Regions from separate parts of the Mus musculus genome. Here region 1 is linked to region 2. Evidence: chromatin loops called from intact Hi-C (ENCODE). Cell type or tissue: left cerebral cortex. All regions are shown on one strand. Each heading gives the region's core, and the rest is flanking DNA. Links, peaks and the distances in the headings are about the cores only. Region 1 has its middle 29 kb from the start of Eif4ebp1. Region 2 has its middle 76 kb from the start of Gm26795.

Region 1 (5,390 bases), core at 298-5,297, 1.2 Mb after region 2:
GTAACCAGGTACCTCCACCCGGGGTCTCTGGGAGAGGTCTTCCCTGTTCAGCCAGCTCCTCCAGAAACTACCTAAAGCATCCTCACCCGACAAGCCTCTCGACTGCTTGATTCCAAATCCAATCAACTTGACAACCAAGACTACACATCTCATCATCCTTTAGGCTGAAGTGTATATTGACTCTGGAAGCATAGGCTGACTCCAGACCTCACCCTCAGTAACAATGCATCACGGAGCACAGCTTTCACTTTTTCTCTCTTTCACTTTGTTCAAATCCAGTCATAGGTTAGAATGCTAAATACTCTGGCCCCTTCTCAGTAAATGATCCTCAGACCAGATGAGCCAAGAGTTTATGGCACATACAGGAAGGATGTGCTCACTACAACGGATTCAAGAATACTTCTTTTTTTTTTTTTCTATCTTTTTTTTTCCATTTTTTATTAGGTATTTCGCTCATTTACATTTGCAATGCTATACCAAAAGTCCCCCATAGCCACCCACCCCCTCTCCCCTACCCACCCAGTCCCCCTTTATGGCCCTGGCGTTCCCCTGTACTGGGGCATATAAAGTTTGCAAGTCCAATGGGCCTCTCTTTCCAGTGATGGCCGACTAGGCCATCTTTTGATGCATATGCAGCTAGAGTCAAGAGCTCCGGGGTACTGGTTAGTTCATAATGTTGTTCCACCTATAGGGTTGCAGATCTCTTTAGCTTCTTTGGTACTTTCTCTAGCTCCTTCATTGGGGGCCATGTGATCCATCCAATAGCCGACTGTGAGCATCCACTTCTATGTTTGCTAGGCCCAGGCATACTCTGACAAGAGACAGCTATATCAGGGTCCTTTCAGCATAATCTTGCTAGTGTATGCAATGGTGTCAGCATTTGGAAGCTGATTATGGGATGGATCCCCGGATATGCTAGTGTCTACATGGTCCATCCTTTTATCTCAGCTCCAAACTTTGTCTCTGTAACTCCTTCCAAGGGTGTTTTGTTCCCACTTCTAAGGAGGGGCATAGTGTCCACACTTCAGTCTTCATTTTTCTTGAGTTTCATGTGTTTAGGAAATTGTATCTTATATCTTGGGTATCTTAGGTTTTGGGCTAATATCCACTTATCAGTGAGTACATATTGTGTGAGTTCCTTTGTGAATGTGTTACCTCACTCAGGATGATGCCCTCCAGGTCCATCCATTTGGCTAGGAATTTCATAAATTCATTCTTTTTAATAGCTGAGTAGTACTCCATTGTGTAGATGTACCACATTTTCTGTATCCATTCCTCTGTTGAGGGGTATCTGGGTTCCTTCCAGCTTCTGGCTATTATAAATAAGGCTGCTATGAACATAGTGGAGCATGTGTCCTTCTTACCAGTTGGGGCATCTTCTGGATATATGCCCAGGAGAGGTATTGCTGGATCCTCTGGTAGTACTATGTCCAGTTTTCTGAGGAACCGTCAGACTGATTTCCATAGTGGTTGTACAAGCCTGCAATCCCACCAACAATGGAGGAGTGTTCCTCTTTCTCCACATCCACGCCAGCATCTGCTGTCACCTGAATTTTTGATCTTAGCCATTCAAGAATACTTCTTGTGGGACTTCAACGTACATGGTCATCAGGGGCCGACTTGTTTTTTTATCACAAACATTCTTAGACTTTCATCAGCATGTACTTGCCATTTTTTTGTTCATGAGATATGTTGTAGGAAATGGTTAAAGTCTATGTCCTGCCATCAGCATAGACTCCCTGCCCTGTGCTCATATATTAATAACCATGGTTACAAATCAAGAGCTGGACCTAGTAAATTGGGAGAAGTGATCTCTAAATCTGTCACATGACTAATTTTCTCAGTTTCCACTTCCATCAACACTCACACAAATGTCCACCTCTTTGGATTCAGGCTACATTACCACCTCCTTATATAATGCTTTTGGTATAGTTCTATTTTCTGATGAATTGCATACGTGTAATGGGAGATAGTCCATAAGTCTCCTGATCACCCTGACCCACAGCACCTGAAGCAGGGTGAGTACCTTGATGAAGGGTGATACAGTTACTTTGCTATCTAGAAATGAGGGCATTCTTTGCCTTTCTCTGAGTGTCTTCCTGGCCACTTAGTGTGTAGTTAGATTTCTATAGTCTCTCCATTGGAGTTCCAGAGATTAACAGCAGTGGGAATGTCTACAACATCAGGGACTGCTGCCTCCAGAGAAAAGAACTGACTCATCCACAGAAAGCACAGATGCAGCCTACATAGCACCCAGCTGCAACTCAGAGCTGCAGAGATGAGCAGAGAGCCTGCTCGAGATGGCTCTTGAGGTTGGCCAAGGGGCTGTCTGGGAGTGGTAACCAAGAGATAGACAGCTACAAATGGCTCTCTCCATGTGTGAGAAGAGCAGGCGAGAACTTGAGCCACACAGTAAGGGTTATGGCTGCCTATCATGTGTATGTCCACTCAAACTTCCCAGAACTGATAATTTAAAAGTCAATATGGTAAATACAGATTTGAAGTTCCCATCCTTAAAATATGTGGCATTTAAATACACTGCTCCACAGTCTGGTCTGGGCTAACTAAATAACAAAAAGCAGAGAACACTAGAAATGGACACTGTTAATATCCTGCTGTTCTGTTTCTGTTTCTATTACCTACCCTCTTTCCTAAAGGATGTGTCAGAAAGCTGCTGGTGGCTATGGTCACAGTGAGTGACATACACACATCATGATGACATGAAGAAACCCACTATTTTGTAAGATAGACATAAGACAGACTGATAGATAGATAGATAGATAGATAGATAGATAGATAGATAGATAGACAGACAGACACATATATGGATGGATATAAATGGATAGATAGAGAGATAGAGAGACAGAGAGAAAGATAGATAGATAGATAGATAGATAGATAGATAGATAGATAGATAGATAGACGACAAACAGACAGACAGACAGGCAGACAGGCAGACAGACAGGCAGATAGACAGACAGACAAATGGATATTTTTACAGGGTTTTTCTGTGCAGTCCCAGCTGTCCTGGAATCTTCTCTATAGACCAGGCTGGCCTCGAACTCACAGAGACTCATCTCCCTCGGTGTCCTGAGTGCATGTGCCACCAGGCCCAACTCAATATATTTTAGTACAAAGAAATCTTCTGTATTCCTCAAGCCATCATTATGTTTGTTAAATGCATAAATCTACCATCTCTTCAGCCAACTGCAAATCTATCTGTTTTCGACAGGTCTATAAAGCTGGATACTTGCTTGTCATTTGAACTATGAAATGTCATCTGGGTGGAGACCTCCCCTAGTACACCAGCTACAGGTCCAAGGCTCTGAACCCAGGGATACTGTATTGTTGACACTTATCAAAGGAATTCCCATATCCTCCTTTGAGCACTGTGTCAATATTTTACCTTTTAGTGTAGCTTTTTGGATCATGTGTTTGACAGGAAAGGCATGCAATTTCCTCTGTTGCTCTAGGGTCCAAGGTTACTGTCCTCTGTGGTGAGTTCAGGATCAGTTCAATAGCTCTGTATTGCTCTCTCAAATGGGATCCATTCACCAAATCCTTCTAGAACCAGCATGAAGTCAGAGATTATCAGATGTCAGCATCTTTTCCCTTTACAGGAAAAGCTATAATTTTCATCTTGACGGCATTACTGAAAGGGAAATTCTTGTATCATTTTTCTATTGAAAGAGGATTTGATTGTTGTATTGTGGGGGCGGGGACTTGGGTGACAGACTCTTTTTCCCTCAGATTCTAACTCACCTTACACACAGGGTAGCTTATTTCCTAGGGTTAGCTTCAACCATAATTGAAGTAACATATCCCCTCTCTGAAAGCAATATACTTTTAGCATATTAATCCTCAGTGTTTGTCCCAAGTAAGCATTTTAACCAACAATCATGGTATGATTTGCAGTCTCCTTTTTTTTCCTCCAATGGATCATGGCTCTTCAGTTCTCACCAATGATTGTATGTTGTTTAGGGCAAAAACAAAGCAAAAAAAAAATCTGTTCATTCATATTACCACGTTTTCCTCTTGACCATTTCTGTTGGGCTGATTTTGTATCATTTTATTACTATTATAATTGATTTTTTTTAGAATTTCACACGGAAGGATTGTTTTTACTTCACCACCACCACCACCCACTGCCCCTTCTCCCTCTAATTCTTCCCATGCTCCAAATACACAGCATGTTTCTCTTTAATAATAATTGTTACGTAGGCATATATGGCTGACCTCTTGGGATTGGCTAACCTGCCAGCAGTCTTGTCCCTGGTGAAAAAATACTTCTCCCTCTTTCAGCAACCATGAATTGCCTATAACTCTTCTTCCGAGGGTAATGCCTTGTGAGATTTCACACACACACACACACACACACACACACACACATCCACTTTGGCATGTCAAATGATGTTGTTGGTTAGGTGGTACTTGGGTTGAGATTTCCTGGGTCCGGTTCCCTGCTGTATATGCATGAGACACCATCTCCAAGCTGATCCTCTGTGCTGTCTCTGTCCTCTGGCTCTTACAGTCTTCCAGCCCCTCTGCTACAATGTTTCTCTGCGCCTTGAGTGTATATGTGGTTTATAAATATATGGATTGGTGTGGGGCACCTCACAGCCCATTGCCCTCTGCATTTTGACCAACTGTGGTTTTCTGTAACGAACTCTGCCGCAAGAGAAGCTTCATAGATGGTGGTGTGTTTTTGTTGATGTTATCTCCTGTATATTCTTCTTGGTATTTATGGGCTATGCCATGGCACATGTGTTGTCTGAGAATAACTTCTGCTGGACCATCAGCCTTGGTGGCACCTACCTGTCTCAGCTGAACCAGCTCTCCAACCATTCTTTGTATTTATGCATTCCTGAAATTAACTTTCTGTCAGAAGAACAGTTAGAAGCCTTTTTTCTCTCCTATTCTGCTCACTGTCTCATTTTCTTTGCAAAAATTTCTCAATTTGTTAAGGTCTAATTTTTTCTTTAACCCAAATAGGATATAGGTAGATAGATGATAGATAGATAGATAGATAGATAGATAGATAGATAGATAGATAGACAGAAAGATAGATAGATACATAGATACATATATAGATACATAGATAAATTGAGGTGTATATATATATATGCCTATATATATGTATATGTGTATATATGTATATATTAAACCTGTGACCCCTCAAATGTGTGAGCTGGACTATCAAAAAATAGAACAAGGGCAAGCAAAGGTCTGGGTTTGGGACACAATGCCAGGGTCTAGAATGATGTACTACTGAGTCACGTTCGTTCCCCACTGAAAGTGACACTTGTTAATTTCCCGGTTTTATTTTTGATAATTTCCATAACTTCTATCCAGTGTATTCTAAACATGCCCCCCAATTATTCTCTCTTATC
Region 2 (5,390 bases), core at 261-5,260:
CCAGTTACTGGGAAGAAGGAAGAGGTAGGACTTCTGGATCCACACAGGTGATCTAGCAGACCCAGGGAGAGGGGAAAGGAGATTTGCACCATTCTTCAGAGGGAGAAAAGCCAACCAGCCATGTACGATCTCAGATGGAGTGGCCCCACACCGCTTCTCCAGGAGGGAGGTTAGGGTGTCCAGCTAGGACTAAAAGTAACAAGCTAGTGCAGGCTGAGAGGGATAAGCTAAGAGTATTAGAAAGGGCACAATAGCCACGGTAGATTGGAGGTGCCTAGCAATTGAGCCAATAAGGAAGATTGAAACTGATCAACATGTGTGTGTCTTTGTTCTTCATTTTTGGATCCAGTACTCTTTGGGCAGGGGCTGGTAGCATGGTTCTGTTCCCAAAGCGTGCATTAAAGCAGAGTAGCAAAAGCTACACCCTACATCCTGCAACACTTCAACCTCCCCACTGCTAAAGAATCAGTCAGCCTTGTGGAAGGTTCTGTGTAAGCTAGCTTTGTTCCAGAGCTTTCTATCGAACCCCAGTCCCTATACCAGGTCAGTGAAGACTACAGTCTCCACGATGTGCCTTGCCTCAGGACACACCCAGTATACCTGACCATACTATGCTAAAACTGTCTTGCTGATGAAATTCCCAGCTTCTTTAAGGATCTGATCGCTGTGGGGCTTGATATAGTGCTAAGACAAAAGCAGGTGATGAGCCACCCAGGCATTATCCTGCTAAGTGCACTGAGGGTACAGCAGAAATGCATTCAGTCATGCCAACTTTCATGAAGGTATTAGTGGAAGAAAGAAGAGAGAGACTCAGACACATATATGTAAAGTCAGTAAAGAAGGCTTTCAGTAGAGGATTTCTTCCATGGCCATCGGGTAAGCAGGTGAGAAAGAACATTACATTTACAAACAAAGGGAGGAATATTCTTGGGGCTCCATGTTTAGGAGCTGCCAGTTCACTCTAGCAGGCCTGAGTAATGAGAGGAAGAAGCTCACACCTTGTAGCCAGGAAAAAAAAAAGGCTAATGGCTCTTCCCCAGGCAACACTTTCAAATCTGTATTCACCAGGATTCTCAAGAGAAACAGAACTGATAGATTGATGTAGCTTATAAAGAGTACATATTAGCTTGGCTTACAGTGGATAGTCCAACAATGGCTGGCTGAACACTGGGAAGGCTGAGAACCCAGTAGTTGCTCAGTTCATGGAGTGGGGTTCCTTGGGGGACTTCAACCTAGTACTGTAGGTCTAGAGAATCCCTGGGAAGCCACTGGTCTTCAGTCCACACTGAAAGACCAGGAATCTGGAGCCCAATCTCAGCAGAAAACGTCAGACTAAAGCACCAACAGAGTAAGCTCACTGGCCAACAAGAGGGGGAGGTGGCCAGGAAAAGGTAAAAGTTTTTCCCTCCAACCTCCTTATAACCAGGTACCTCCACCCGGGGCCTCTGGAAGAGGTCTTCCCTGTTCAGCCGGCTCCTCCAGAAACTACCTAAAGCATCCTCACCCGACAAGCCTCTCTGTTGCTTGATTCCAGGTCCAATCAACTTGACAACCAAGACTACACATCTCATCATCCTTTAGGCTGAAGTGAAAATTGACTCTGGAAGCAAAGGATGACTCCAGACCTCACCCTCATGAACAATGCATCTCGGGACACAGCTTTGACCTTTTTCTCTAGTTCTCTTCTGTTCAAATCCAGCCATAGGTTAGGATGCTAAATAGTCTGGCCCCTTCTTGGTAAATGATCCTCAGACCAGATGAGCCGGGAGTTTATGGCAAACACAGGAAGGATGTGCTCACTACAACAGATTCAAGAAAAATTCTTGTGGGACTTCAACGTACATGGTCATCAGGGCCACCTCATTTTTTATCCCAAACCTTCTTAGACTTTCATCAGCAATGTACTTGCCGTTTTATTGTTCATGTGATGTGTTGTAGGGAATCATTAAAGTCTATGTCCTGCCATCAGGATAGACTCCCTGTCCTGTGCTCATATTTTCTTCGCCATGGTTACAAGTCAAGAGCTGGACCTAGTAAATTGGGAGAAGCGATCTCTAAATCTGTCACATGATTAATTCCCACAGTTTCCTCTTCCATTGACACTCACACAAATTTCCACCTCTTTGGCTTCAGGTTACATGAGCACCTCCTTTTATAAGGTTTTTGCTATAGTTCTATTTTCTGATGAATTGCATACATGTGATGGGCGACAGTCCATAAGTCTCCTGATCACCCTGACCCACAGCACCTGAAGCAGGATGAGTACCTTGAAGAAGGGTGATACAGTTACTTTGCTATCTAGAAATGAGGGCATTCTTTGCCTTTCTCTGAGTGTCTTCCTGGCCACTTAGTGTGTAGTTAGATTTCTATAGTCTCTCCATTGGAGTTCCAGAGATTAACAGCAGTGGGAAAGTCTACAACATCAGGGACTGCTGCCTCCAGAGAAAAGAACTGACTCTTCCACAGAAAGCACAGATGCAGCCTACATAGCACCCAGCTGCAACTCAGAGCTGCAGAGATGAGTAGAGAGCCTGCTCGAGATGGTTCTTGAGGTCCACCAAGGGGCTATCTGGAGTGGTAACTGATAGATAGACAGCTACAAATGGCTATCTCCATGTGTGAGAATAGCAGTCGAGAACATGAGACACACAATAAGGTTTCTGGCTGCCTGTCATGTGTGTGGCCACTCAAACTTCCCAGAACTGATAGTTTAAAAGTCAATATGGTAAATACAGACTTGAAGTTCCCATCTTTAAAATATGTGGCATTTAAATACACTGCTTCACAGTCTGGTCTGCGCTAACTAAATAACTAAAAAGCAGAGAACACTAGAAATGGACACTGTTAATATCCTGCTATGCTGTTTGTTGTTTCTATTTCCTACCCTCTTTCCTAAAGCATGTGTCAGAAAGCTGCTGGTGGCTATGGTCACAGTGTGTGACATGCACACATCAAGATGACATGAAGAAACCTATTATTTTGTAAGACAGATGATAGGTAGATAGATAGAAAGATAGATAGATAGATAGATAGATAGATAGATAGATAGATAGACGACAGACAGGCTGGCAGTCAGGCAGACAGGCAGACAGACAGACAGATTGATTTTTTTTTTTTGATACAGGGTTTTTCTGTGCAGTCCCAGCTGTCCTGGAATCTTCTCTGTAGACCAGGCTGGCCTCGAACTCACAGAGAATCATCTCCCTCCGTGTCCTGAGTGCATGTGCCACCAGGCCCAACTCAATATATTTTAGAACAAAGAAATCTTCTGTATTCCTCCAGCCATCATCGTGTTTGTTAAATGCATAAATCTACCATCTCTTCAGCCAACTGCAAATCTATCTGTTTTCGTCAGGTCTATAAAGCTGGATACTTGCTTGTCATTTGAACTATAAAATGTCATCTTTTTGCAGACCTCCCCTTAGTAGACCAGCTACCCAGGGATACTGTATTGTTGACACTTATCAAAGGAATTCCCATATCCTCCTTTGAGCGCTGTGTAAAGATTTTACCTTTTAGTGTAGCTTTTTGGATAATATGTGGACAGGAAAGGCATGCAATTTCCTCTGTTGCTCTAGGGTCCAAGGGTACTGTCCTCTGTGGTGAGTTCAGGATCAGTTCAATAGCTCTGTATTGCTCTCTCAAATGGGATCCATTCTCCAAATCCTTCTAGTACCAGCATGAAGTCAGAGATTATCGTATGTCAGCATCTTTTCCCTTTACATGAAAAGCTATATGTTTCATCTTGATGACATTACTGAAATGGAAATTCTTGTATCATTCTTATATTGAAAGCTGTTTTGGTTGTTGGGTTGTGGGGGCGGGGACTTGGGTGACAGAGTCTTTTTTTCCCTCAGATTCTAACTCACCTTACACACAGGGTAGGCTATTTCCTAGGGTTAGCTACAACCAACTTAATAACTGCACTAAAGCAATCTGGGAGAAATTATCATTGAAGTAACATATCCCCTCTCTGAAAGCAATATACTTTTAGCATATTAATTCTCAGTGTTTGTCCCAAGTAAGCATTTTAACCAACAATCATGGTATGATTTGCATTCTGCTTTTTTTTTTTCTCTAATGGATCATGGCTCTTCAGTTCTCACCAATGACTGTATATTGTTTAGGGTGTTTAGGGCAAAAATAAAGCAAAAAAAAAAAAAAAAAAAAAAAGAATCTGCTCTTTTATATTACCACGATTTTCTCTTAACCATTTCTGTTGGTCTGATTTTGTATCATTTAATTATTATTTTAATTGATTTTTTTAGGATTTCACATGTAGGATTGCTTTTACTTCACCACCAGAAACCCCTGCCCCTTCTCCCTCTAATTCTTCCCATGCTCCAAATGTACAACATCTTTCTCTTTAATGATAATTGTTACATAGGCATATATATGGCTGACCTCTTGGGATTGGCTAACCTGCCAGCAGTCTTGTCCCTGGTGAAAAAAAATATATCTCCCTCTTTCAGCAACCATGAATTGCCTGTAGCTCTTCTTCCGAGGGTAATGCCTTGTGAGATTTCACACAAACACACACACACACACACACACACACACACACACACACACACACAAACGATGCAGTCCCACTAACCTCAGGAGCAAAATAAAAATATCCAACTCTCTCTACTCCTTTTCAAGGTTTTGCTTAAAGTCTTACCAAAATAATATAAGAGAAAAACAAAAAAACAAACAAAAAAATCACACATAGAAAAATAAATTCAAGTATTCTTATTTGCAAATGGTATAATTCTATACATTAAAGACCCTGACTCCACTAGAGAACTCATCCAGTTGGAAAACATTTTCAACATAGCAACTTACTAACAGAACTTTAATAGTTATTAATGGAACTTAAATAGTAGTCTTCCTATAGACCAAGGGTGTGAGAGACCAAACTGTGGGAAACTAGGTCCACCAGTAACTCTCACCCTAAAGATCCAGCTGACCCTTTGAAGGGAATTATGTCACCCCGTCCTTCATTGTCTCCACCTGGGGCCTGGGACTGCCAGCTTCACTCCCTCCTTCATGTCTCCATTTGGTGCCAAGGACTGTTTAGTCAGGACAGGCACTCCAAGATAAACTGCAGAATGTTTGAAGGCTGCCCGGGACCGTTTTAGGGCCGACATTCCAAGATAAGCTGGAAGAAGCCTGTAATCAGCATCTGCCCCAGATGCCCATCCCTTTCTCTGTATGCCCCCTCAACCCCTCCCTATTTTCTCTCACTGTGTGCTTGTAACCTGGCTCTGAGCCTTTATTAAGCAGACCTTGACAACTCTTTGCTTGGTCTCCCTCCCCTTCCTCTGCCTGCTTCTCTCGCAGGCCTTGGTCCTCCTCCACCCATGGAATAACTAGGTCCTGCTGGACAGGACAGGTGTGCCCTTGTT

The links. A loop is a pair of places that touch in the nucleus more often than their neighbours do. Peaks named below come from ENCODE experiments on the same cell type or tissue, not always from the same donor. Only the 100,000 strongest peaks of a DNase experiment are listed, where the experiment ranks them.
Region 1: it touches region 2 in a loop (22-fold over the local background); 2 of 42 quality-filtered maps call a loop at or near these places.

What each region holds. Positions count from the first base shown.
Region 1 is chr8:27,286,578-27,291,967 of GRCm38, reverse strand. No RefSeq gene overlaps it. Among named protein-coding and RNA genes, the nearest start is that of Eif4ebp1, 29 kb to the right of the region's middle. In left cerebral cortex, for the core only: no CTCF peak of the experiment used is centred there; a DNase peak (open chromatin) is centred at 2,268.
Region 2 is chr8:28,514,423-28,519,812 of GRCm38, reverse strand. No RefSeq gene overlaps it. Among named protein-coding and RNA genes, the nearest start is that of Gm26795, 76 kb to the left of the region's middle. In left cerebral cortex, for the core only: no CTCF peak of the experiment used is centred there; no DNase peak of the experiment used is centred there.